3 separate regions of the Homo sapiens genome follow, and all the other regions are linked to region 1. The links are chromatin loops, found by intact Hi-C in ENCODE. Cell type or tissue: dorsolateral prefrontal cortex. All regions are shown on one strand.

The links. Peaks named below come from ENCODE experiments on the same cell type or tissue, not always from the same donor. Only the 100,000 strongest peaks of a DNase experiment are listed, where the experiment ranks them.
Region 2: a loop joins it to region 1, with 4 times the contacts of the local background. A loop is called at or near these places in 2 of 110 quality-filtered maps.
Region 3: a loop joins it to region 1, with 2.5 times the contacts of the local background. A loop is called at or near these places in 2 of 110 quality-filtered maps.

What each region holds. Positions count from the first base shown.
Region 1 is chr2:198,157,957-198,165,956 of GRCh38, forward strand. No RefSeq gene overlaps it. Among named protein-coding and RNA genes, the nearest start is that of LINC01923, 210 kb to the right of the region's middle. In dorsolateral prefrontal cortex, a CTCF peak has its summit at 4,391; no DNase peak of the experiment used is centred here; H3K27ac peaks cover 6,042 bases.
Region 2 is chr2:198,094,502-198,102,501 of GRCh38, forward strand. PLCL1 (phospholipase C like 1 (inactive)) reads left to right here. Exons shown (of 6, transcript NM_006226.4): 4 at 6,784-6,859. Among named protein-coding and RNA genes, the nearest start is that of LINC01923, 280 kb to the right of the region's middle. In dorsolateral prefrontal cortex, no CTCF peak of the experiment used is centred here; a DNase peak (open chromatin) is centred at 4,640; H3K27ac peaks cover 5,755 bases.
Region 3 is chr2:198,211,782-198,219,781 of GRCh38, forward strand. No RefSeq gene overlaps it. Among named protein-coding and RNA genes, the nearest start is that of LINC01923, 160 kb to the right of the region's middle. In dorsolateral prefrontal cortex, no CTCF peak of the experiment used is centred here; no DNase peak of the experiment used is centred here.

The sequences.
Region 1 (8,000 bases):
GCCTGGAAAAGCTGCAGACACTGAACGCCAGCCCTTAAAAGCAGCTGGGTGTGGGGGGTGGGGAGTCTGTGCCCTGCAAAGACACAAGGGTGGTGCTTCCCAAGGCCATGGGAGCCCACCTCTTGCATCAGTGTGACCTGGATGTGAGACATGGAGTCAAAGGAGATCACTTTGGAAATTTAAAGTTCAATGACTGCCCTATTGGTTTTCAGCTACAGGTTTGCATGGAGCCTATAGCCCCTTTGTTTTGGCCAGTCTGTCCCGTTTGGAATGAGTGTATTTGCATAATACCTGTAGCCCCATTGTGTCTAGGATGTAACTAACTTGCTTTTGATTTTACATGTTCATGGGCAGAAGGGACTTGCCTTGTCTCAGATGAGACTTTGGACTTGGACTTTTGGGTTGATGCTGGAATGAGTTAAGACTTTGGGGGACTGCTCAGAAGGCATAATTGTGTTTTGAAATGTGAGAAGGACATGAGATTTGGAAGGGGCCAGGGGCAGAATGATATGGTTTGGCTGTGTCCACACCCAAATTTCATCTTGTAGTTCCCATAATCCCCACGTGTTATGGGAGGGACCCCATGGGAGGTAATTGAATTATGGAGATTCCACCCATGCTGCTGTTCTCATGATAGTGAGTGAGTTCTCACGAGATCTGATGGTTTTATAAGGGACATTTCCCCCTTTTGCTTGGCACTTCTCCTTGCTTCTGCTATGTGAAGAACGACATGTTTGCTTTCCCTTCTGCCACGATTGTAAGTTTCCTGGGGACTCTCTAGCCCTGCTGAACTGTGAATCACTTAGAACTCTTTTTCTTTATAAATTACCCAGTCTTGGGTATTTCTTCATAGCAGTATGAAAATAGACTAATACAGTCTTATTATAATTCTCATTTCAAAAGAGGAAACTGAGGCTTAAAGAGTGCTCTGCCTATCTACTGCTCCATAACAAATCACACCAAAACCTGAAGCCCATTATTCTGTTTACAAATCTGCAATTTAGGTAGGGTTCAACTTGGGTGCCCATTTCTGTTCTACTGGCATCACTTGGGGGTAATTTGAAGGAATAAGACTGGAATTATCTGGAGGCTTGTTCTTGCCCATACCTGGCAATAGATGCTGACTGTTGGCTTAGATCTTAGCTAGAAAACCTTTAAGTAGTCTTTGCATGTGGCCTAGGCTTCTTCACAACATAGTGGTTGGGTCCCAAGAGTGAGTGTTCCTAGATAGAGCAAGCCAGGAAGAAATTGTTCTACATATTATGAACTACCTAGCTTTACAAGTCACATAGATCATTTCTATCACATTATATTCATTGAAACAGCCACAAAGGTACACCCAATATCAGGGAGGCGGGTGGGATAAACATTAACTCTTGATGATGTAACAGTGAGGTTCTGGAAGAGTATGTAAAACCAGAAATGTTGTGGTTGCCATTTTTGAAAATTATAGTATTCCACAAATAAATTAAGCAATTTTTATAAGGTCATACAATAATTAATGGCACTGGAATTTCTTATTTCATAGAAATCAGGTCTTCTTAAATTTGAGTATAAAAGAGATGCTAATTCAATTTAAAACTTTTACAAGTGTGACCTTCCATTACTCTTGTTTCTTTATGTTGCATGGTCTTGTATTATAGTATCTTACTTTATATTACAAGATATTTTTGTACGATTCATTCTGAGTTTTTCTGATTACTTTTGTAATGTTTTACCTAAACCTGTTTTTTTCCTTAAGAAATGGCATGCATTTATTCTTGTAGATTTTCTTTTCAGCTTTTATGTAATTAAAGCTCTTACATAAATTTGAGTGAAAAATTAAATATTTGGTCTTAAGCTGCAGGATCTGATGTTATTTATTTAGTGATCTTCTTATGTTAGGGGTAAGGACCCAAAGCATACCAAAGTGTAAGTGTTTCACTTCCTAATAAAAAAAGAACTATATGGTAATAAAGGGGAATGACTTTACATGGTTTTAAAATAAAATTGTGTTATTATTTTTAGAGATGGGATCCAGCTACATTGCCCAGGCTAGTCATGAACTCCTGGGCTCAAGTAATCTTCCTGCCTTAGCCTTCTGAGTAGTGGGGATTACAGGAGCAAGACACTGCACCCAGTGGTTTATTTTATTCCTAAATGGTATAATAATTTCATTTCAGTGGATAGTACCTATGAAATGATTTGTTTTGCAACATTCCTAATGTTTTACAACAGTTTTTAAAATCTTCATTTGGCTACTGGGGAAACCAAAGCATATTTGTTTCTCTAGTAGATCCTAAAAGTTATATTGACTGGCTACTTATTTAGTGAACTTTCATTCATTTACAGGAATTTTAGCAGTATCTTGTGAACAAGATAAAGGAAACCAGAAAGTAAGTCATTCAGAATATCTTTAGGGCATAGTTGATCTCAGTTTAAACTCAAGGAAGTTCTGAGGATGCAATGATAGGCATTTGGATTCCTTTCTTTATCATAGTGATCATAGTGAGCATGTTATTGGCATCATGGTGACATTACATAAAAAATGGTCTTCTAGGCTCTAAATTCTTCCTAAAGTCTTCAAATTTCCACAGGCCCAGATTGGGAAAAATGAATACATATATTGGATATATATATATATATATATATATATATATATATCTCCAATAATATATATTATATTGTAGTCTTATTCTATCTGTGAAATATATTTTTCATAATTGTTTAGAAACTGTGGAAGAAGGACAGAAGTAATGAATGAATATTTTCTTACTCCAAAATGTATTTTAAATCTTAGAGGAGTTGTATATATTCTATTCAATTAGCCTTTCAAGCAAGAGAAATACCAAGCTGTATGGAAATATATATATGAAATATATATACCTATATACATTATGTATACAACGTATATACTTACATTTTAGAAAATAGATATGTAAGTTGGAATATATACTTATAGGAATGTGTATACAGTTAGCCCTCTATATTCATGGGTTCCACATCCTTGGATTCCAATCAACCACAATGGAAAATATTTGGAAAAAAAATTGCATCTCTAATGAACATGTATAGACTTTTTTCTTGTCATTATTCCCTAAACAAGCTAGTATAACAACTATTTACATAGCATTTACATTGTATTAAATATAAGTAATCCAGAGATGATCTAATGTATATGGGAGAATGTGCTTTGGTTACATGCAAATACTATATCACTTTATATCAGAGGCTTGAGTATTTGCACATTTTTGTATTCAAGGGAGGTCCTGGAACCATTCCTCCTCAGTTGCTGAGGGAAAACTGTAGTTTGTTCATTTTTTGTCTGTTGTTTTGTAGATTGGATGCTGCTCTACTGATTTTTTTGTGTCTGCATTGGTCCATTTCCAAATGTGCCACATAAATATTGTCATCTCCTCTGTACTATGTCTTCATAAAAGATAATATATAAATGTTTAGATTTTAGAATTACTAAAGCAAACAAACATACTAACAGCTTCTGACACATTGCTTAGAAGTCCTTTTAACTGTCTTTTATTTATGTAACCACAAATTTCAGCATTTCTCAACAAGGAATTCACAATTACTTGTTGGGAAAAACAAACCATTGACATAGGCGAGAATAACAATAGCTTTTATATAAATATTATACAGCACCTCTTATCTTTAATGAAAGTAATGAGACACAGCTGAATGGAAAAAAGTTCTATTCACATAAAATCTTAAGGGCATTGTAGCTATTCAATGATTAAAAGTTTAGCTCAGTAGCTAATATTAATATTTATATTTTTAAAGTTCTCTTTATCTGTTTTACTTAGAAAATACAGTTGCTAACAATCAGCGCATAGAATATAAGTAATTTGACCTTGCAAGCTGGAGAGTCCAGATTTTAGATTTTCTGCACAGTCTCTCATCAGTATATCTATACTTGAGACACTATGCATTCTGATTTTTCCTTCATAGAATATAAGGAGTTAGGTTAAAAAAAAAAAGCCTAAATAACACATTGAATTTGCAGTATTCCAACCTCTTTGCCATCAAATTTGGGTCAGATTTCAGTGGATAGTACCTATGAAGGCCTGTATTCCTTTCGGCAGAGCAACAGGGGGGCACATGGTAAAAGATCCTGGTTTACAATTATAGCTGCTTATTCCGAATTTCTTCTCTCCCTTCTTGTGGCAGTCTTCTTGTTGCTGCTCCACTACACTTTGGATATTTTTCTTTGTTTCCATGATCTGTTCATTGATTCCCTCTTGTGCTCAAATTTTCAATTAGCCTTTCAAGCAAAAGAAATACCAAGCTGTCTGGAAAAATTTAAAAACATCACTCATAGGCCACCATACAAAAATAAGTCAACACTCTGCATTTGCTCCTCCAACAATTCAAATCCTCTATTATCCTTGTGCCATCTTTATTGGATTTTTGACTCCTATGTGCCATTCTAACTTCTAACTGATTAATTCTTCTAGAAGAAGACATGTTTCTGAACCTGTTCTATGGGCCAGACATTTCATGGTGAACCACCCTGCATTGTGAAAACAAAGGGCTTTCACACTGAAGCTGTGTATTGTAGCAGTCATCAAGTGAGGAGGCTTTTGTTTTGGTTGAAATATCACAATAGAGTTCTTTACTATCAATTTCTCTGTGCCTTCAATTCAATTTAGTTGTGAGGAGGAATTCAACATGACAATTTAAGGAATTATAATTCTGCTACTTTAAAAATCAAATTGCAAGAAAAAATGCTATTAAAATTTGTTTCTATATTTGTTCATTTGTTAACAGTGTCAGATTTTACCAAATTTTGTTTGTAGAGAACATTTTGACACCTCTAAGATTTAAAATAAATTTCTGAGTAAGAAAGTGTTCATTCATTACTTCTGTCCTTCAACAGTTTCTAAATAATTATGAAAAATATATTCCACGAATAGAATAAGACTGGGCTCATTTTTTATCAGTGATAGATTGTGTTCTTTCCTCAAGGTACGTGCAGGGAATGCCTCTTTGTTACAATTTACAAAATAAGGCCTTCTTTCCTTTTTTTTTTTTTTTTTTTGCTTTGAGACGGAGTCTTGCTGTGTTGCCCAGGCTGGAGTGCAGTGGCGCGATCTCAATCTCGGCTTGCTGCAAACTCCGCCTCCTTTCTTAAGTCATAAACATGCCGGCAGTATTCTCTACCGTCATAACTAGAAGAGTTTAAAGTCAAAACATCATGTAAAAAGTCTTGATTTCTCAACAAGTACGTGCCCCTTACGACCTGTCCTCCCCCCAGTCTTCTCCCTCTTACTCAGCTGCATCAACATCTTCCTAGAAGCTCAGGCTAGAATTCCAGAAGGCCATCTTCATGTCAACTCCTCTCACTGCCCATATCCAATCTATGACCAATTTCTGTCAGCACCTCCTCCTAAAGATATCCTGGGATCTTCCTGCTTCTTTCTATCTAGAATTCTGTCATCTACTTGTATCACCTATCATTGTCTTGTCAGGGTTATTGAAAAAGCTTCCAACTAAATTCCCTTTAGTCTGTTTTTCTCCACAGTAGTCAGAGTGAATGAAAGAAATGTATGTATATATGTGTATACCTGTATCTGTCTAACGATATATGTGTGTGTACAGTTGTGTCATGCTTCTACTTAAAACCGTCAAATAGCTTCTGATTGCACTTAAAACCCAAATTCCTAAGCATGATCCTTATGACTTACGAACTCTTGTTCCTGCCTACTTACTGCCTTTAGCGTCTGCTGGTCCCTCTGCCATTGTATTCTAAGCTCAAACCCACCGAGATTATACCTGTCTCTGTACTAGATCTTTTCTCTCCCAGTGACTGGTTTCTTTGTGTCATTCTGGTCTCAAATGTTGCCTTTTTGTAATGACCTTCCCTGACCACACAATCTGAAGTAATGTCCCCAAATATTCTCCAGCTAATTACTGTTTTATTTCTTTGGAGCATTCTGTTTATTTGTTGGCTTCCTTGTTTATTATCTGCCTTCTCCAAGTAAAATATAAACATGCAGAGACCTCATCTGTCTTATTCACCACGCTACCCCTGGCTTCTAGTACAGTACCTGGAATATAGGAAATGTCCTATAAATATCTGATTCATGAAGGTTATAAAGCAACTAACATATAATAAATTAGCTAACAGAAATTACATAAGGAATATCATACTTTGCTTCAGGAAAAGCTGACTTTTACTAAAGGATTCGTTCTGGAATTGTTTAGTCTCCACTGGAATATTTTTGCAGGTACAGTAATTCTACATTTTAAAACTGAACTTCTGGCTGGGCGCAGTGGCTCATGCCTGTAATCCCTGCACTTTGGGAGGCCAAGGCGGGCAGATCACCTGAGGTCAGGAGTTTGAGACCAGCCTGGGCCACATGGTGAAAGCCCGTCTCTACTAAAAATACCAAAATTAGCCAGGCATGCTGGCACACACCTGTAATCTCAGCTACTTGGGAGGCTGAGGCAGAAGAATTGCTTCAACCCAGGAGGCAGAGGTTGTAGTGAGCCAAGATAGTGCCATTGCACTCCAGCCTGCGTGATAAGAGTGAAATTCCATCTCAACCACCTCCCACCCCCGCCAAAAAAACCCTGAACTTCTTCCCAAATGTATCTGTTGTTACTGTGTATCCTATCTCTGAAAAAGGGCATTATTATAATTTGAGTTTAATATAGTAGGCTGCCCTTTGTATAGCAAGGGTAGCTGATGTTTTTCATGTTTATGTATTCAAAACAATGTAATCTCTTTTGCCGTATTTCCAGACTTGGTACCTTGGAATATGGCTAATGTTAGCAAGTGAATTTACTATCATTCTCTAAGGGTCAGCTCTGAGCTTCTAGATTACTTTGGTGAAAAGTGTGACATAGCGAATAATAAAACTCTCTGCCTCTAGTCCTCCCATGGGACAAATTTGGGAGATACTTTTTATGCTGCTCAGGAAGTCCTGGTGAAACCAAACCCTTGCCATCACTGTTGCAACAGCAGTGACTGGCCTATATTGTTGTTGTTTTCCCCCTTTCTTACTCTTCCTGGTGGCTCACTCCTCTGCCCTGGAATCAGCTCTTAATAGACTACTAACACACAGGTCTCGTTTCAGGCACTGATTTGCGGGGAAGCTAAGGCAAGCCAGCTGGTATCAGGAATAGCTTTCGAAAGCAGCTGATTAGGATAGATTCTGCAACACTCACTCACCCGTCAAATAGTAACAAGGACCTTTTGCTAGTGGTAAGTGACTGATTCCTGATGTAACCTGTGGCACGCTGAAGCGTCCCCAAAACAGACTCACCTGGGTAGATTCAGATGAGGTACAGGTGGGAGGCGAAGGATTTACCCACCCAATAGCTCTAGCACCGGAATAGTAGGAGAGTCGTGGTAACTTAAAAGATTATGGCACTGGCTACAAAAGTCCTCAAGAAAGAAAACCACTGGATCAGTTTAGCCAACTATCAACTCAGAGTGATCGTAAAATCTGAAAGTCCTTCAAGGTAGCATTTAAAGAGATTCTCTTCTCATAGAGCCACAGGCAGACTGTGTTGAAAATCAGGCCTGCATTGCAGAGATAAGGGGAGAAAATGCACAGGAGTGACAGGTTTCCTGCGCAGAAAATGAGGACCCTGATAAAGAAGACTTAAGATGGGAATATTTGGATGCATGAGTCCAAAAATGCTAGAGCCTCCAGATTCTTCTGGGCTATCTCAGTCAGCAGAAGCAGCCTCTTTCTCCGTGTCTGGAGGTGGAGAAAGCAGCCTGGAGACCATTACAACCTTGACCTGAGAAAGATGCCATGGGAGGTGAGGCTTGTCTTCCTCAAGATTCATCATCACCTTGCTTTATTCCTCCAGACCAGTACCTGAGGTAAGGGCTCAGCATAGAAGGGAGTAAGTCCCTGCTCCTGGAGAACATAGCTTACTCATGGAGAAAACTGGCTAATGTATACTGGTGAAACCAGGAGAACCCATGTGGGATGGGCTTTTGAAAATGTTGGATCAGGGGAAATAGAATACAGTGTTTGCAGAAGGGGATG
Region 2 (8,000 bases), 63 kb before region 1:
CTCTCCCCTGTCTTAGCACATCTTACTTAAAGTATACGTTTTCTGTCTGCTTCCTGGGACTTGAAATTTCAAAATTACAACCAGTTCCCTAGGGTTAAGACTTTTTATCTTTTTTAAAATGCAGCAACATCCCTGTGAGTAATAACACACTGGGTTATCAGTAATTCATTCTTACTTTCGAGTAAATTTAGCAGATCCTGTTCTACAAGCAGGTTTTAACCTGGGAGAAGCGAGAGATGGTAATGACAGAGGGTTCACCAAGTCTGGGTAAGGTGAAGGTGGGGTTGCTCAAAGAATTGCAATTTGCTTACGGGCAGCCCTGTTTACTGTTACCATTAATACTCTCAATAGGATGTTGCCATGTAAATGCCTATCTAGTATTTTGTGCAACTGAAGCAGAGATGACTTTGCTGATATAAAACGTGTCACGGCTGGAGGTGGGAAGTGTACAGCTTCTAAAACAGCACTAGAGGGAACTGGGAGCACTATCAATCAATAACTCTGGCAAGTAGAAAAGGCTCTAAAAGTCGAAGGTAGAATGGATGCCTCTTTCGCAGGCTAAATACACAAAGAGAAGAGCTGTTGGCATTGGATTGTTCACCACAGTGCCATTTCAGTGGCCCTCTGCTCATCAGGAAAGTTTTCCAGAAACTGTCCCTGGAGCTTAATTTGAAATCAGAAGACCATTTCTAAGTGACTCTTCCATTTATTTTACTGCGATTCTTCTTCTTTTTTGGCTCAGGTCTCTGAAAGAGCAAGCATCACTTCCCCACTCTGGATTTTTACTTTCTCTGGAAAAATATCCCACTGAAGTAGGTAGTATAGTCACAGAGTCATCGTCTTTTAAGGCTGATAATGTCATATAATTATATTTTGCAAATAAAAGTAATATGACTTTTTTTCATTTAGGATTCATCTTAAATTGGGTGTTGTTAAGAGTAAAAATTGGTTACAGAAAGAGTTACTTAGTGTTATAGCCAGAAAATGGAGATGTTTAATTTGATAAACATTTTCTGAACTCCTTTTAATGTGCAAGCCACTGCGTTAAATGTTGTGGAAGGTTCAGCAGATCTTGTGCTTCAGCAGCTTACCAGCAGGAGATGTAACCTGGTGAGGTACTACCCAGCCCTAGGAGTCTACTATTGGGGATGTGAATATGTTACTCATCATTTAACATGGAGTTGTAATAGCAGGGGATTACACTGGAAAACATTTTGTAATTTTAGTAGGGCACTATCAAAACTAGTTTGTTTGAATTGGTTTGACTTTTTTCATTCTGCAATCGTGTTTTTATGCATGTAGACTTAGCTCCAGCCCTAATGTTTTACTCTAGTCACATTTCTACGTTTTATTCTGTGTAACCAAAGATGAATAAGCAGAGACGGAATCAGCACAGATAGTCATGATAGAACGAATGACAGTTCTGTAACTCAAGAGAAATAGGAAAATGTGTAGGAACACATATATTTGCCACTTGTAAAATAACATTTTCTCATTTGATATGCCATTTTGTATATGTCTTTAGGCTTTTAATTATTCAACTAAACAAGAATATTTTGGATGCCTACTATGTGCAAGGCAGTGTGCAAGGTGCTAGAGAAAGAAATAGTATGAAGCAAAACTTCTGTCCTTGAGGAATGGGCAACCCTGATGGGAAAGGAGGACTTACACCTAAAAAGGGAAGTAGTCACACGCAGTGTTCAGAGAGTTGACCACATGGTATTTTATGTCCTTAGCTGGAGTCTTAGATCATTTAGTCCTATGATAGACTTTTCACAGTGACTTATAACACACTTCTTCTACCACCTCTGCCACCTGGTACTCAGCAGAATTTTATTTCCAAATACATTTGAAAGAAAAATATTATCTGACTTTATATACTTTCTTCTTTAGATGGCCGAGCTTTTCCTTTTCAGTGTTCTCACCTTTCTAATTTTTCATGCAGTCAAGAAGTATTTTCCTAATATATTTGATCATTTCCATTATTTTAAGTTGTTATGAAAAATATTTGGGTAATATCTTAAATATATCATTCTGAAGTGGAATAGCTACAGGAGGTTGCAACTGTAAGAAATAAGCCCAAAGCATTCTCCAAGGTGACTTCTGTGCTACCTTATTTAACATTAACATAAAAGTTAAAACTTTACTATGGTAAGAACAATTTTTTTTAAATTTGTTGTTAAAAAAAGGAAATCAAAACAATCTAGAGAACATAAGTCAAGGGTTATTTAATCTTTTACTAAGTCAGTTGGGGGTGATTTGGAGAGCAGTTGATAGTGCTAGAGTGAGCAGGAATCTAGCAAAAAAGAGCTAATTGCTGTCTAATCACGCTTGCAATGGAATGAATACACTAGTAAGTATTACAGTTAAGCCAGGCATAATGGTTGGCTTAAATACATTCTGTTATATCAGTGTTATAACCAGTATATATTCAGCCTCAGGATGGGAAAGAGTTGTAGTTATGTCTATAGTTCCCCGATTTAGTTTTGCTTATTGAAATCCATTTAAATTAAAATTGGATTCAGTCAAAGATAGTCTCATTCCATCACTGTCTCTTATTGTGAAGTTTGTGTGGAACTCTATTAGTTTGCATTTCAAGAAGTATCTTTGCTTGTATAGTAATAGAACCTAAAAAAAGAACTGTCTGCTGGCATGTGCCCAAACAGAGCTCGGTGTTTAAAAACAAGATGCTGTATTCTTGGGGTATGGAAACTTCCTTCACATGTGGGTACAGCAATGTCTTTGGACACATTTTCTGTGTAAGGGGAAAATTATCAGCATCTTGAGGAGTGGCAAAATTTCTACTTGGTACCAGGATCTCTAGGACCATGGATATCAGAGATACATATCCATAAGCAAGTATTTCAGGTTGGCTTTTTTTTGTGGAATTTTGTCCATGCATACTCAAAGCTGGCTTTGCATTCTTGAATCCTCAGGCTTTGTAACACTTTTGGTTAAAGGTAGTAAGGTAGTCAAATTGGCCTGAAAATTCTGGAGAAGGTTTACTAAGGCTACTCGTCTGGATATTTTATGAAGGAGTTAAATCGTAATGACAGCTGGATAAAAACAAATATTTCTAATGACTACTCAAGGTATAGCTGACAACTGTTTGGGGAACAAAACAACAAGAGAAAAAAAATGATCTGTTTATGCCAAAAGGGCCCCCTGAAGTAGATTTTGTCACCATTGTGAATGTGGAGACAAACGTCCTCTGACTTGCTGTGTGCAAGTTCACTTGTCCTGCGCCATTACAAATCAGGCTTGCAAATGTGATGCATTAGTCCCAGGACAGAGAGCTCTGTTGCATACACCAAAGGCAGTGGACTTCCAGTGAACTTGCAAATATTCTGACTTTACACTTGTTTCTGTATGACCGAGAGTTGACCACACTGACAGGCTTGATTGCTTAAAAACAACATGCCAATCTATTAGCAATGCTTTTATTTGTTTCATTTTAAATATTTAAGGAACTTGAGAATGAAAGGAAATAATCTTCATTCTAGTTAGCAAATATATATGTAAGAGCAATCTGATTTACAAATGTACCAAGTTTAATAAGAGTCATCTTGTTTTAAATGATCTGAAAAGATGAGCCACTGCAGAACCATAGAATCGAAACCTAGTTTTTTTGCTTAGAAGGAAAGTAAGAGCTAGAGGAATTATTCCAGTGTTCTGAAAAGGAGAGGACAAAAAAAGTCTAGAGTAGATTAGCTTTTTATTGACTCACATTTTCTCAAGCAATAGCTTCTCCAAAGTTCCTAACTCCTTCCTGAAAAAACAGAGGACTCAAGTAAATACATTTCTTCCTATGTTTCATATGAAAAAATGTTTATCATGATTGATGCATGTTGTGAATTAGACTTGGAGGGAAAAGCAGTCATGGCAAAATTTATTTTCATGATGCTTAATTTGATGAATGTTACTTTATTGTTTATTACCAACTTGCACTTGCAATAGGAATTCTACACTTTAATATGGTCTGCTCCTCAAGAATGCCTAGATTCTAGTCTAAATTGTTTCACTAGCTAGTTGTGTGGCTTTAAGCAAGCTAAGTTTTAGCTCAGGGTTTTCAACTATAAAATGTGGTTGTCCATGATAGACTGTCTTTAAGATAACTTCTAAGTAGAAAGATTGTGGTTCTAGGAATTTAGGTCTAATTCAGGATAAAATGGGAATCTATGCAAGATTTTTGAGTCCTAATATGACGAAAGTGCATCTTTTCAGTATTATTAAATAATTACATTGACTTTGCAATGATTCTGGGCAATTAGTTAAACTTCTTACTGGTAAGAGCTGGAAGGATAGTTTCTTCACAAAAGCTGGACAATTTAATCCATCTTTGAGTAACAGTATCACTGCCCCCTTCAGTAAAGTTTTCTTTTTAAAGACATAATTTTACTCTTAAAGGGTAACTTTACACACCCCTGCTCTGGATACATCTAATGCATAAAGTAATGTCAACCTTTATCTGGGCAAGTCCTCTATTCTTTTAGAGACAAAGCCCTGACAAGGAAATAAGATCCATTAGGAGATATTCATGTGACAGAACCAGAGAAAAGCTCTTTGTATTACTACAACAGGCAAAGGCAACTAGCAGCTCAGGCTGAGACATCAGATATGTAAATCAGGCCACTGCCAGATTCTATCGACTGAATCAACCCAGCCGTCATGGCTGAGTCGTGCTGACTTCCCGGCTCAGGGATTATCTGAGGACATCTTCTCACCTTCTCTGCTTGGCTTTTGCGCTTTGTATTTTATTTCCATCAGTATCATTTAGAGATCTTGGAAGGAGGTGAAACTCAAATCGACCATTTTTTCTCCCTGACAACTTAGATAAATTACTTAGTTGAGAGGAAAATTTGAAATTTTTGACTTAAATTGTGGTTTGGATTATTGGTACATTTTAGCTATTCATCTCATTTGTTTTTTCTATAGCTACTAATAATTGAAAGCTGACTGCAGAAAATAGAATAAATTTATAATTCTCAATACAATAGAAGCTGTTGACAGAGAGAAAAATCAAATCCCCTTATGAAACAATTTCATATGAGCAATGATTTTATGTTCTGAGAATATTAATGATAAGATATGTGAGGACACAATTTGAGACTTTTATTACTAAAAGATTTCTGGTTATTTCTGAGGAATCTCAAACAGAAGCTTGTTTTGAGGTAAAATTATACTCGATTATCTCTTTATGACGTTTATTAGACAATGGGAAAAACAGAAACAACTTATACCATGGGGTTAACAAATATTTACTTGGGGGCTTTTGAGAAGAACTTGAACTATAAGGTTTTGGAGTATGTTTTGATCCTAAATTTATTTTACCTCAAATAAGCATGTAATAAAGTTTTAACATTTGTTTTACTTTCTGATGTTTGAGTATTATATTTCTACAGGGGTAATCCTATTAAAAGCTTTATGCTTATTTTTCAGTACTTAATTTGAAAGAGAATTAAGAGCATACAAAATTACAGAAAAATGAGGAAGCCTAGGAAAAATAAGAGTGGAGAAATCTAGAGACAAAAAGAGAGATGGGAGTTCAAAAAGATAATTACAAGTTTGAGAAGTGGTCAGTAATAAATAAAATGTTTTATTGCACACACATATGTGGGTAGCAGACAGAGAGAAGAAATAAGTATCACAAAAGCAAAACGGGGAAAAAAGTGATTATGTAAATGGATGGATGCATCTGGGAATACAAAGCTGAATAAGATTGAGTCCCTGCTCTACTGGAATTACAATTTACTGGAGAAGTAACAAGATGGAAATAATATAGGTAAAGAATAAATCATAAGATAGAAAATAAAAAAATTCCATGAACAGATTTAAAAAAATAGAATGTTTTGGGAATATGGGGAGTGAGAAGGAGACAGAAGGGGAAATCAGGAAACTAATAGAGGAGAGGGCACTGAAGTGAGCTTTGAGGCCTGGCAGGATTTTGATCAGGGCAGATGGCTTAAGAAAGTTTCCCTAATAGAAAGAAATGTGTGGGAGGAGGAACAAGTAGGGTGTGTTTAGAGAAGCGTGATTCATCCATGTCAACTGAGACTTAGGGGAACTGGAACACCATAGTTCTAGGTTAGAAAAATTTTACTTCATTCAGTAAGCAAGGGAGAAAATGACAAAGCCAGGAATTAGTACTGTAGTTTTGGATGATGATTCTGGAAGTGGTACTTAGGAAGGAGTGAGATCAGAAGGACCAGAACCTACTGGTAGCTGAGTGGGACTTCAAGCCCACCTTTGAGTGCTGCTTGAGAGAATTCGGAGAAGATAGGAGATACTTCATTTTTTTGGTGGGAGTGGGGTGGGGGAGAGACAGGGAGGATAAAATGGAGCAGATAATATTTTTAAAGGTGACTTTGCTGCCTCTGGAAGGATAAAAAACCCTATTCTGGTTCTCATTGCTATTATGTTCCAATACCACTTGCCTTGATATTGCAGTAATCTTTGATGTTAAGGGAGTGGAATTAGGTATTTATGAATATGACCTGGGACATAAGGAATGTATATACATTTATTTGACAGCTACTTATTTGGTGCCCACTGTGTGCCAAGCATGTTACACAAGAGAGTAATCATAAGGAAGGTGACACTAGCCTCAGTGTTAGGATGGATGGGGGTTGGAACAGAGCTTATCCTTCTCCCTCCCATCTGTTGTGGTGAGACTATGGCTTACTTTTACTGGAGGTATCATGTGGGTCTCTCTGTATGTCGTCTTCCCAATGAGCCAGTTCAAGGATTCTGACAACCACCTTTTTGATGTTTATTTTGTAACAGATGATTCAAGAGAGCCGGTTTCTCATAGAAATGGCGGACACAGTCCAGGAAAAGATTGTACAGTGTCAGAAAGCAGGTAATTGTTTTTAATTTTTTTTTCTGTTTTTTTTTTCTATTTTGTTTGGAAACTATAATAATTCTTGGTAGATTTTTTTTTCAGAAACTTTCTGCTTCTCTTAAAATGCAGTTATTTTATAGCAATGCTTAACTATACTTTAAGTTACACTTTAGTCTTTGTTTAGTACAGATGAAATCCAAGTGATAATAGGTGGGTTGTATGTGAGCGTACAGGGTTGGGGTGGTGTCTGAAGAAGTCTAGAGGGATGAGGGTTTCTGAATCTAGTTTTGTGGTTTGGAACCCCATCAAAACCTTCTACTGCTGGTATTGAAGCTATGGTTCCATACAGTCCCTTAAAACCCACTTCAATTTTACAATTGGAACCAAAATCCTATTAATCTTCCAGGCTTTTGCCCCATTACTAGTCTTCACTTTAGATTTAGATTTGTTCTTTCTTTTTAAGTATGGGATGAGTCACATATCTGTGAGAGTGTACTTGTTTATTTCTGTTCACCTTCATCCACACCCTTGTGCTTTCATCTCCTGGATCCACAACCTTCTCTATCCACATACCCGATAATGATTATGACGAGGAAGATGACAATAGTAGCAACTGCTTGATACATTGCATATGCTATACCAAGCACACACACTATCTTACTCATGACAACTCTGCAAAGTAATCATCATTATATCCGATTTATAGATGAGGCATCTGAGATTCTGAGAGACTGAGTGACTTACCCTAGGTGCCATATCAACACGCGGTGGAGCTGCCCTTTGAATCCAGACCAAACTTTTAAAATGGTGCTTTTCACTGGCTGACCAGCAGGCTTAGATATTTCTGTTGACAGGAAGCACAAAAATAATAATACCTGATACTTACATGATGCCAGGCACTGCTCTGAGATCTTTATATGTACTGATTGACTTAAGCTTTACCTCTGTCCCATGAGGTAAACCCACTTGTTAACCACATGTCACCCGTGAGGAAACTGAAGACCAGAGATGTCAGGGTCTTTCCGAGACTCACATAGCTAGTAAGTGGTAGAGCTGGGCTCCACACTCATGTTCTTTACTATGTGCTATGTTTGTGATGTTAGCACCAGGAAAGTTAACGTGGTCTTAGGCTGCATTAATAAAAATATAAAAACTAGAA
Region 3 (8,000 bases), 54 kb after region 1:
AGCATGGATGTTCCACAGTTTGTTTAACCATTCAACTGTTGAAAAATGTTTGGGTTGCTGATAGTTTTGGGCTACTATGAATAAAGCTGCTATGAAAATTCTTGTACAGATTCTTGTGTGAACATAAGTTTTACATATTTCTGGGATAAATGCCTAAGAATACAAATGTTGGATTGTATGGTAGTTGCATGTTTAGTTTTACGAGAAACTATCAAACTATTTTCCAGAGTAATGTATCATTTTGTATTCCCACCAGTATCGTATGAATGATCTAGTTTTTCTACACTCTCACCAGCATTTGATTTTTCACACTTTTTGAAATTTAATTCACTCCAACAGGTATGTCGTGACATCTCATTGTAGTTTCAATTTGTATTTTACTGTGGTTTTAATTTGCATTTGGCACTTAATTTGTATTAATACAAATTAAATATCTAATGCTGTTGGACATCTTTTCATGTGCTTGTTTGCCATCTGTATATATTCTTTGGTGAAATGTCTGTTCATATCTTTTGCCCATGCTCTAATTGAATTATGTTTTACTGTTGAGTTTTGACCAGTACATAGTTTAAAATTTTTATTTTGGCCATCTCTATTTCCATGAGATATTTCTTATTCTCTGAATTCCAAAAATAAATAAAAATGATCCTGATCTGTTTTCTAAATGGGATACAATGGCTTCTCTTCTCTTTCTGAGATTATTAATTAATCATATAGATTTCTTGGAGTTTTCTTCAGACATCTGCATTTATTTTATACCTGGGAAATCTCTTTCCTTTGTTTGTTTTATATTCTTTCTTCATTTTTCTATTGAGACTTTCCTCAAACATCCTGGGAATTATGGTTCAGGCCTGCCCCTAATATTTGTGGGGCCCAGTACAAGATACAAATGTAAGCCTATATATCATATACCTAAATATTTAAAAATTATGATTCAAGGTAACAGATTGCAATTCTCCTATCTTGACAAGTATAATTCCAAACAATGATGATGATAATAATAATAATTAAAAATTTATGTAAAGCTAGCTTTTGTAGGACTAGAAGTCATCAGAGCATCAAAGACAATTGAATTTAATTATTATAGCTCATTTCTGGGTGTTCTACAGATCTATAGATGTGTAGATGAGCAATAAAATAATTTATATATTATATTTATAAAATGTAATATGATATATAATATATAATGTAATATGATATTATATAATATATATCTATTTAGAGAATATATTTAGATAATAATTTATATATTCTATAAATTATTTTTCTTGCCTCTAAGCAAATACACTAAATATGTCATAAGGAAGATTTTTATATAACTTGTTATTGACAATAACATTTTAATTGAATATTTAAGTTAAAGTGAATGTAAAAGAAGTAAAAATTTTATTTTTCATGTATATTGTCAAAAAGTTAATTTTCATTCAAGATATTTAGAGGGCATGTTTAAGGTTATAGACCATTATACTAGCTTTGTGATAAGTCCAGAGTGACTGTGTTCTTTAATAAATTAAATTTTGTGCTAAAGATATATGGGGATCTCTAAAATGGAGGGCTAGGGAAGGGGCTACTCCTGTCCAGGCCCAAGAGTGGTTCTGCTCTGGCTTTTCACTCATCACAGAACAGGGGACTAAGAAGACGTTTTCCAGGGTGTAACAGTGAGGCTCATCAACCTGCAGGGTTCTCTCTGTGGTGAACAGGCATGCATCCAGCCCTTTGTTAGATTTCCAGTTGTCAGTATTTGAGTGTGTTCTCTCTGAGTAGGTCACTTTCTCCAGAGGAGAAATCTCCAATCCCTTCTGGCTGCTGGAATTCTGGAGGCTGAATAGATGTTCAGACTCCTACACAATCCTCCTGAGCTCAGCCACACTTTCTAAGTCTCATCCTCTGCTGATCCTGGTTACATTTCTTCAGCACAAATGAAATTCTGGATCTGCTGTTAAATGTTTTAATTCTGTCATTCAATGGAATTTTTGATGCAAAGGAGATACATCTACCATGTTTACCTGGAAGTGATATCTTTTGGAATTTTCAATCCCCTGTAAAAGGCAGCATATCTTAGTTAAGTAATGTTTGCTTGCAACTGCCACAGCTCAATCATAACCAATTTAAACAAATTCTACTTCTAGTAGTAACAGGAAATTGTATTGGAAGGTGTCAGTCTGGCTTCCAGCAGGAAATAGAATTCACCCATATGGTTCAAATAAATATTAATGAGAAGAACACTTACAGAGGTTCAGCATTGCTGATTATAATTCTGAAAGACACAATCCAGAATGCCATAATCCCAATGTTGAAATCCTGAAAGACAAAAATCCCTAAACTCTAAAATCTCTAATGTCTAAAATTTTGAAAATCACAATTCTAAAATATTAAAATCCTGAATGTTGAAATCCTAAAAGCTGAATTCTGGGGAAGAGGTTAGTGCATTTCTGGTTGCCTGATAGTTGCATCATGTTAGTTGCATCATATTAGGTGGAACTATTACCCTGTTATTGTCTTTACTTGGAAATTAAGTACAGTTTAAGGAGATGCATATGGGTGCTCAGTTGACAAGGGGTGAACTTTCAGACTTAATTTTAGGCATCAACTTGATTGGATTAAGGAATATCTAGGGACCCGGTAAAACATAATTTTTGGGTGTGTCTGTGAGGGTGTTCCCGGAGGAGATTAGTGTGTGAATCTGAGTGGATTAGATGGGGAAGATGTTGGAAATGTAGCCTGGCACCATCGAATCAGCCGGGGGCCAGGAGAGAACAAATTCAGAAGGCACAATTCTCTCTCTCTCAGAGCCGAGACAGACTTTTCTTCTGTTGCCTTGGACATCAGAACTCCAGGCTCACTGTCTTAATCATTATTGGTGTCGTGAAAGCAGAAAATTGCTTAATTGGAATCGCTGAGCAATAATCAGGCTTTCAAATGGGCAGCAGAGACTTTACAAGATTTAAAGGCCACAACCACTCTCCAAATACAAGTGCAATGAGTGTTTTGAAGGTCATAGAAGTGAAAACACAGGCAGAACATACAAGAAATTTCCCCTGCCAAATTATTCAATCATGTCTCTTCACACACAGTGCCATGCTTGCCTTCAAAAATCATTCTTCATTAGAGAATAAAAAGAATTTGACAGGATCAGTGACCTTCTGAACTAAAGACACTTGCTGACATAGAGGTTTTTCTAATATTAAAAAACACATTAAACAACCAACTATTTTATGTTAGAAGTTGTTGAAGAAGATAGACTTTTTAATTCATAACACTAAATCTAACATAGAAAAACTAGTGCATGCTTCACTCTGATTAATGGATGGCACTTTAAAAATGCTCCCTACTCGGCTGGGCAGGGTGGCTCACGCCTGAAATTTCAGCACTTTGGGCAGGTGGATCACTTGAGGTCAGGAGTTTGAGACCAGCCTGGCCAACATGGTGAAACCCTGTCTCTACTAAAAATACAAAAATTAGCCAGGTGTGGTGGTGCCCGCCTGTAATCCCAGCCACTCTGGAGGCTGAGGCAGTAGAATCGCTTAAATCTGGGAGGCGGAGGTTGCAGTGAGCCAAGATTGCGCCAATGCACTACAGCCTGGGCGATAGAGCAAGACTTTGTCTCAAAAAAAAAAAAACAAAAACAGAAACAAAAAAATGGTCCTTACTATATTTTTTGTCAACTATATGCAATTCATGGCCCTGTAGGATCCAAAAATTCTATAACTTCTTTGCTTGTTCATGTATCAACAGAAAAAGAGAAGCAGTTTATAAACTCTTACTTGAAGAGTTGGTGAAATTTGCAGAAGAAAATGAATTTCAGAGAGTCCCCAAATGATAATGACAGATTTGGAATCAGGTGCAATCAAGGCTTCCAAAAGCAAATTTCAAAGTGTTACCAAAAAGTTGTTTTTTCTGTTCATTCCAATGAATTTGGCAGAAAATTCAGATGAGTGGATTGGCCACATGACACAGCAATGATGGAAACTTCAGTTTAAAAATGTGTCATTTTTCTGAATGAGCATTTCTTCCAGCTGATGACATTCTAAGAGCTTTTAATAAGTTAAAGCCACATTTGCCTGAAGAAGCCAATGAAGTTACTGACTGGTTTGAAAATAATTATGTGGCCAGGCACGGTGGCTCATGCCTGAAATCCCAGCACTTTGGGAGGCCGAGGCGGGTGGATCACGAGGTCAGGAGTTCGAGACCAGCCTGACCAATGTGGTGAAACCCCGTCTCTACTAAAAAATCAAAAATTAGCTGGGCACGGTGGTGCATGCCTGTAATCCCAGCTACTCAGGAAGCAGGAGAATAACTTGAACCCAGGAGGCGGAGGTTGCAGTGAGCCGAGATTGTGCCACTGCCCTCCAGCCTGGGCAACACAGCAAGACTCTGTCACACACACAAAAAAAAGACAAAAGAAAACAATTATGTGTATAGTAGGATAAAAAGACACGTTATGCAATGGTGTTGCTGTTCCATCACCATTATTGTTTCTGCCAAATTTGTGCTTTGTATATGAGTGCGTGCAAAATGAATTTCTGAGTACCCAAAATAACATAGAAGCATGGCACAGAAGCTGAAAAAATTTAATAAGGAATGCTCACATTGGTGTATATTGAATTGTAGAAGAATTTCAAAAAAGCAGAGCCATGTAGAAAATGAATGTGAATAGGCCGAGTGTGGTGGCTCACGCCTGTAATCCCAGCACTTTGGGAGGCCGAGGCAGGTGGATCACCTGAGGTCAGGAGTTCGAGACTAGCCTGACCAATATGGTGAAACCCCATCTCTACAAAAATACAAAAATTAGCCAGGCATGGGAGTGGGTGCCTGTAGTCACAGCTACTCAGGAGGCTGAAACAGGAGAATTGCTTGAACCTGGGAGGCGGAGGTTGCAGTGAGCTGAGATTGTGCCACTGCACTCTAGCCTGGGCAACAGAGCGACACTCCATCTCCAAAAAAAAAAAAAAAAAAAGAAAGAAAGAAAGAAAATGAATGTGAATGTATTCTCTGAGGAGAGCCACACTGTGAAAGGAAAAAAGGCAGCTATTCATTGGGATTCAGGAGTTCAAAACAGTTGATGTGAAAGTTGGCTAGCTCTTACAGATTCTCTCTCTGCGATTGCCCATAAGCTAGTCTGGTAATCCACTTTTTCTTATGTCAAATTTTCATTTTAGTTTTTTTTTTTTTGAGAGGGTTTTTTTTTTTAAAGCTTTGTCCATTATTTTAAATTGTCAGCGTTATTTTTCAAAATTTGCTATGCCAGGTATCTCATCTTCACATCATTTTCAATACTGGAGGTGTAAAATTATGTATAGACTTTTAGAGAGTTCTAATTCATTTTATGCATTTTTTTTTTTTTTTGCAAATGTGACTCCATGAAAGTGCATTAACACAAGGTTGACTTTGTGTGTAAGCATTGTGCATGTATGGAAAACGTTGAAACTTCCTCAGTAAATGAAGAAATGTCTTTTTGCATATCTGTATTTATGAAAGATAAAATGTCTAGAGATCTTGGCTCTTTGAGCTACTGGCACAGTGGTGATGTGGTGATAACTTATCCAGGTTTTTGACTGATCTCATCAAAAGACTGGAGTTGTGCATCACAGTATTTCATGTTACTGCAATTATAAAGCTGGGTGCACACAATTACTAACCACAGTGATATGTGTTTATATATTTTGCTTTTAGGGCTATTTCTTTATGAATGCAGTTTGCTCATAACTGTGTGACTGTTAGTATACTTATGTGTTTATGATTGCAAAAATATGTATGTTATTGCCAATTTTGTGCAAGGTGTCCTATGAAACTTTCTATTGTGTTTTTATGTTTTTCAACTAAATTTCCTTTTACAATTTAAATAAATGTCTTTTAAATAATTAAAAAGATTTTTTTCCAGGATTATATTTTTGGGATTTTCATCTTTCAAGATTTTTTTTTTATTATTATACTTTAAGTTTTAGGATACACGTGCACAACGTGCAGGTTTGTTACATATGTATACATGTGCCATGTTGGTGTGCTGCACCCATTAACTTGTCATTTAGCATCAGATACATCTCCTAATGCTATCCCTCCCCCATGCCCCCACCCCACAACAGTCCCCGGTGTGTGATGTTCCCCTTCCTGTGTCCATGTGTTCTCATTGTTCAATTCCCACCTATGAGTGAGAACATGCGGTGTTTGGTTTTTTATCCTTGCGACAGTTTGCTGAGAATGATGGTTTCCAGCTTCATCCATGTCCCTACAAAAGACATGAACTCATCATTTTTTATGGCTTCATAGTATTCCATGGTGTATATGTGCCACATTTTCTTAATCCAGTCTATCATTGTTGGACATTTGGGTTGGCTGGGCGCAGTGGCTCACGTATGTAATCCCAGCACTTTTGGAGGCTGAGGCAGGCGGATCACGAGGTCAGGAGATCAAGACTGTCCTTGCTAACACGGTGAAACCCCTCTCTACTAAAAATACAAAAAATTAGCCGGGTGTGGTGGTGGGCACCTGTAGTCTCATCTACTCGGGAGGCTGTGGCAGGAGAATGGTGTGAACCTGGGAGGCAGAGCCTGCAGTGAGCTGAGATAGCACCACTGCACTCCAGCCTGGGCAACAGAGTGAGACTCCATCTCAAAAAAAAAAAAAAAATTTCAACATTGTGGATTATGGCATTCAGGATTGTGTATTTTAGGATGAGGGCCCAAAACTGAAATGCAGGTTTAAAGAAACAAGGGATGGTGAGGCAACCAAAGTCCAGCAACAGTGTGAAATCATTACCGCCTCTAGGGCTAAAGGGAGGAGGGAGAAATAATATTACTAGAGCCTGGTGAAAGTTAAAAGCTTTCTAGAGAGATAGCCTGATAGGGGTTGTAGTTGAAGAGGAATGCAGCTACTAGCAGAGAAGGCACTGAAGCATGAAGGAAGGGAGTAGGGAAGCAACACTCTGGTTTCTTTTTCTTCCACCATCTGATGACCTGCAAGTGCCTCACATTGGCCAACTCCAAGGGAAGTCAGGTAGCAAGAGAACCAGAGTGATGCAGAGTACTTTCGTCAGCTCCCAGGACAGGAAAGAGAGGGGACAGGGAAAATAGGTCTGGGGAAAGTGGAGATAAATGTAATATAACCAGTAAAGAAGAACAGAGTGCCTTGTAGATCAACAGAAGCTACCAGACTTCAGAAAGAGTGGTATCCCAGCCAGGTACAGAAACTTTAGCACTTCCTTGGACTTTACTGCTAATGCTTCGCACTGATGATGATTCAGTTCCTAATACTTTTAGTCCCCACATTCTTAATTCAAATTCTTGATAGATTTTTATTGGCCACAAGTCAGCCAGTTTAGCCTTTTTTCTTTGTTTGATACTCCTCATAGTCTAATTAGCTATGACCAGAGGTTTAGATCATGTAGTATGGATATGGCTGTAAGAGTTTACTTCCCTGAGTAAGAAGACAGTTTCAGACAGGGGACTGTGGCTGGGCAGGCACCCCCAAAAGTGTCAGCTTCTCAAATGTAAGTTGAGTAGTTATCCTACATTGCATGAAGTCATGAGCATATTATCAGAGCTCTCTCTTTAGGACAGAGGGTATGATGGTTAACTTTAGGCACTGTCAACTAATGGCCATGAATAAAAGAAAGTACTAAGTATATGTGTGTAGCTGGTGAGAGGGTTACTGAGTGAGGCTGTACAGGCTGTGTACAGCACAACTGCAGACACCACCATTGTGCAGCAATGTGAATCATGCTCCGCTAGAATTTTGCTGTCTCATCCTTGTTCTCAACTTTGCTGAAGCCTTATTCTACCATGAAATCACTTATTTAGCATTTAACAAATTTGTACCTGAAACTAGGGGGATTCTGGAATCAAGTGTTATCCTCTCCCAATGTCTACCACTCGTGGAAAGTGACAAAGCCAAACAGAGGTTTCAGTAGCTTCACAGGGGGTGTGTCCATAGACACCAAATGGCAACAAAACAGGGGTTTCAAAACTCAGTTGTTTGCAAAAAGCACAATATTATTAAAATAC